Regions from separate parts of the Homo sapiens genome. Here region 2 is linked to region 1. Evidence: chromatin loops called from intact Hi-C (ENCODE). Cell type or tissue: B cell. All regions are shown on one strand.

Region 1 (2,500 bases):
ATTAGTATAATCACCAACCAAATCAGAAGATTTTTTCATTTTTTTTTTGAGACAGAGTCTTGTTCTGTCACCCAGGCTAGAGTGCAATGGCATAATCTCGGCTCACTGCAACCTCCACGTCCCAGGTTCAGGCGATTCTCCTGCCTTAGCCTCCCGAGTAGCAGAGATTACAGGCACCCGCCACCGCGCCCGGCTAATTTTCGTATTTTTAATAGAGATGGGGCCAGGCTGATCTCGAACTCTCCTGACCTTGTGATCCATGCACCTCTGTCTCCCAAAGTGCTGAGATTACAGATGTGAGCCACCACGCCAGGCCCAAATCAGAAGTTTTTAAAGATCGGAATACTTTCAAGCTTACAGTGATAGATACAAGTTTTCTAAAATTTGAATTTTTGCCTGACAGCTTGAATTTTGTCATTGGCAACAGATATTTTGAGTTGTATCCTTGAAGTGACACACTCCATTCATTCATTTTTGAGAGAATGTCTACCAAATTAGTCAAATAATTGCACAAGTGATATTTCTCAAGACAGTATTGTCATTCGATATGCAGCAGAAGAGCTTTATGCTGACTTCCCATTTTATCCAACAGGCTATTAAAAAGACATGTACTTAGGGTTCAGATTTAATACAATTAATAATTTTCACCTCTTCATCAGGGCATTCTTTTTTTTTTTTGTAACGTGATTTAGAGTCTTGCCCTGTCATCCAGGCTGGAGTGCGGTTGCGCGATCTTGGGTTAGTGGAACCTCTGCCTCCAGGGTCAAGCAGTTCTCCCCCTTCAGCCTCCTGAGTAGCTGGGATTACAGGCACACGCCACCATACCCGGCTAATTTTTGTATTTTTGGTCGAGATGGTGTTTCACCATGTTGGCTGGTCTCGAACTCCTGACCTCAAGTGATCCGCCTGCCTCAGCCTCCCAAAGTGCTGGGATTACAGGCGTGAGCCACTGCACCCATCCATCCGGGCATTCTTTTGTGAAGCTGGCTCCTTCCCTTCACCTCTCCCCCTAGAAGTAGTACAGTTTGGGGTCACTGTCTGATCTGTGCTAAGACATCAGCACTTTCACACCATCTTGCACAATCAGTGCAAATAGATACACGATGAAAAAGTCAAATAATGTTAGTATTATTATGGAAATAGATTTGACCTCACAGATCCCAGGTTTTAGGTACCCATCAAGAGTCTGTAGATCACACTTTGTAAGCCACTGTTTCAGATGAAACCTTTTGGAGATATCAGTTATATTCAAACTAATTTTAATATTCATTTTGAAACTGCAGTTATATATTTAGCCACGTCAGTTTTAGATGCTACTTGTGAAACATAAAGTTAAAATTAAAGAGCTGATCAATGTATCTGTCCTTGTGCAACAGGATCTAGAAAGGAGAAATGAAGAACTTGAAGAACTTTATTTATTAGAGAGGTGTTTTCCTGAAGCAGAGAAATTGAAACAGGAAACTAAATTGCTTTCTCAGGTAGGACTGATTTCTCTTTTTTAGCTAATACCTTTGTCACCACAAGAGGGAGGTGTAGTCCAATTTTGATGCCAAGAAAAGAAACTAAATTTTTCTGTTTTAAAAAACCCTCTCATCTGACAAATTGATTGCTTATGGCAAAGTAAACTAACATAACTTTGTAGAAAGCTATTTGTCAGTAATAATGTCCTTGAAATGTTTATATTCTTTGACTCTGACTCAATTGCTGGGAATGTATACTTAGGGAAATTATGCTAAATTAAAACGTAAAAGCTTTGTGCTTAAGGCAATCTAGTCTTGCTCAAAACTGCATAACTTTGGAAATAATATAGGTGAATATCAGGAGAAAAATGAAAAACTATTATAATATGGCTAAAGATTGTGGTATAATCAAGTGAAAAATTCTAAGTACAGTACAATATGATTACAAATGTGAAATTTGCATAAACTACAAAATGAATGGAAGGCCTTCTACTAAAATGCCAGTGGCAACTAGACATTAGTAATAACTTGGGAAGTAGAAATTAGCCTAAGTGTTGGCCTTTGCAAATAAGCAGCTCTATGATTAGAGAGGAAAACTAAGCAAAACAAAACTACTTATAAATAATGCTTTAAAAATAAAAATGTGAAAGTATTTTAGTGCTTCTATGTATCTGAATATTAAGGATTAGAAGTTACTTGGATAAAGAAGAACTTGGTTATTTTAGAGCTCTCTCAAGTTACTGGTTAAAGCCATCATGTTTTTATCTAAGTTGGTTAAACTAGGTTATAAAAATTCACCTTCAAAAAAGAAGTCATTTAATCTTTGGTTGAATCTTCATCAATGTGAACCTTTAAACATTTTTATTCCACAGTGGAAGCACTACATTCAATGTGATGGGAGTCCTGATCCTTCAGTAGCCCAAGAAATGAACACGTTTATTAGTTTGTGGAAAGAGAAAACAAATGAGACTTTTGAGGAAGTGATTGAGAAGAGTAAAGTAGTGCTAAATGTAGGTATTTATGCATTTTCCTATAAACTG
Region 2 (2,500 bases), 160 kb after region 1:
AGGTGAAATATAGCATCTCATTATTTTAATATGCATTTCTCAAGAGGCATGGTGACTCACACCTGTAATCCCAGCATTTAGGGAGGCAGAGGCAGGAGGATAGCTTGAGTTCAAGACCTGCCTGGGTGATATAGTGAGACCCCCCCCCCATTCTCCACAAAAAGGAAAAAAAAAAAGACCAAAAAACAGTGTAATTTGTGATTTCTTTCCTTATGAATATGGTTTCATGTGTTTAAAGCCATTTGTATTTCCATTTCTATGTTTTATTTGTATGCTTTGGTCATTTTTGAATGGGGCTTGATTTTATCAATACACAAAAGCTCTTTACATATTACAAGATTTAGTTCTTTGTAGGATGTGTTACAAATACATTTTCACCAGGTGTTATTTGTGTTTTTTGTTTATGGTGTTTTTGCCACACAGATTTTTAAAAATGTGCAGTCAAATTTCAATCTTCTTTCTTATACCTTCTGAGTTCGTGTTAGCCTTAGAAAGCTTTCGTGACTCAAAAATCATAAAGACATTCTCCTCTGTTTTTCTCTAGTGTCTTTGATTTAATATATTTGGAATTTATCTTTGTATAGAGAGATGAAACTATACCTTCATTATTTTTCAGATGGCTACCCAATTTTCCCTAAGAAATTACCCTACAAATATACTTGCACATATTTACAAAGATAAATGTAAAAATACACTAATTTACTAATGTTTGGAAAGGCAAAATATTTAAAATAACCTTACCATCTATCAACAGAGGACTGGTTACATAAATTTCTGTTTATTTACACACTGGAATAAAATATAGCTGTTTAAAAGAAAGATGTTCTATAAGTACTGATATGGAATCCCAAAATTATGGGCTTGTTTATAAATCAACCCTAAGCTGAAGAATAGCACTTATAGCATTTCTGATTTAAAATACAAAACAAAACAAAAAACACATACAATACAAACACAAAACATAACAGACATACACATAAATACAGAAGAAACTGGAGACAATGATAACCTTGGAAGAGAAAATTGAGGAACTAGAGGACTGGGATAGAAGAAAGAGTTAATTATTTCTGTACATTTTTGTACCATATTCATGTACAGTATCATCTATTTAAATTCACAAATAAAGGCAAGAAAAATATAGATTTTTAAAACTGAAGGTATTATGTTTATGTTTGGGTGGCTGATTCATTATCACATAATACAGATTTGTAAGATAATGTCATTTACAGTATTGAAGCCTGCCTGTTAGTTCAGCGAAACACGCTTTATACGTGTGAAAATATGGATAAGTAGCACCCTCTGCTGGTAAGTAGTTGGAAGTCATTAATAAACCTACCTATGATTTATCTTATTCTCAATGTTGTGATTACTGGTTCGTGAGCTCAAATTGTGTATCATAAGAAAGATTTTTTTTTTTTTAAAAGAAGTCCGGGCACAGTGGCTCATGGCTGTAATCCCAGCACTTTTGGAAAGCTGAGGCAGGTGGATCGCTTGAGCTCAGGAGTTCGAGACCAGTCTGTGCAACATGGCGAAACCCCCACCTCTACTTAGAAATATAAAAATTAGCCAGGCATGGTGGGTGCATGCCTGTAGTCTCAGCTACTCAGGAGGCTGAGGTGGGAGGATTGCTTGAGCCAGAGGAGGTCAAGGCTGCAGTCAGCTGTGATTGTGTCACTGCACTTGAGCCTGGGTAACAGAGCGAGACCCTGTCTCAAAAAAAAAAAAAAAAAAAAAAAAGAATGATAATATTTGGTAGCATAATATTTAAAATATCACTGTGGGGACTTTTTTAAGTTACAAAAATCACACATTTTGGTAGCAGTCCTCAATTCTAGTGCCTTAACTCTTGTCTGGGTGCAGAACTCTATTTTGATGATGTAGGAACATTGAGGATAAAATAACTTTTTAACAATAGTTGCAACTGACAATTGTCACCAATGTGTATAAAAGTAAGCATTATTGTATATGTTTGCCTTGTCTGTCTGCCTATTTTCATCATGCCCATCACCATTATAATTCATTCATTCAACAAATACTGAGTACTTGGTAGGATCAGGCATGTTGTAGTGCTAAGGATAAACAGTGAACAAAACAGACAAACTTCCTGCTCTCATACAGCTTACTTTTCACAGGGGGAGACAGAAAATTAACATAATAGGCCAAAAAATATAGCATGTTATGGGCTGATAAATGCCAAAGGAAAATATAAAAATACAAAGAATGAGTTTGGTGGGAGGTTTGCAGTTGTAGACAGGGTAGCCCAGGAAGGGCTCTCCAGGAGGCATATTTGAGTAAAGACCTGAGGAAGTGAAGGAACTGGGGAGAGGACACTTGAGGAAATGTATTCAGGCAGAAGGAAGGGCAGATGCAAAGGACCTGAGGTGCAAGTGTGCCTGACATGGCCAAGAAACAGCAAGGAGGTCAGCGGGGCTGGAGTGACCTGAATACAGGGGAGAGTGGCAGGAAATGAGGGCGGAGCACTAATGCCAGGGGAAAATTA

Evidence for each region. Peaks named below come from ENCODE experiments on the same cell type or tissue, not always from the same donor. Only the 100,000 strongest peaks of a DNase experiment are listed, where the experiment ranks them.
Region 2: it touches region 1 in a loop (16-fold over the local background); 18 of 110 quality-filtered maps call a loop at or near these places.

The regions. Positions count from the first base shown.
Region 1 is chr12:25,154,289-25,156,788 of GRCh38, reverse strand. It overlaps DNAI7 (dynein axonemal intermediate chain 7), which reads left to right. Exons shown (of 16, transcript NM_018272.5): 5 at 1,377-1,478; 6 at 2,333-2,470. Among named protein-coding and RNA genes, the nearest start is that of DNAI7, 40 kb to the left of the region's middle. In B cell, CTCF peaks have their summits at 1,348 and 1,549 (motif pointing right); a DNase peak (open chromatin) is centred at 1,508; H3K4me3 peaks cover 747 bases; H3K27ac peaks cover 2,078 bases.
Region 2 is chr12:24,990,466-24,992,965 of GRCh38, reverse strand. No RefSeq gene overlaps it. Among named protein-coding and RNA genes, the nearest start is that of LINC02909, 5.7 kb to the left of the region's middle. In B cell, CTCF peaks have their summits at 1,055 and 1,255 (motif pointing left); a DNase peak (open chromatin) is centred at 1,285.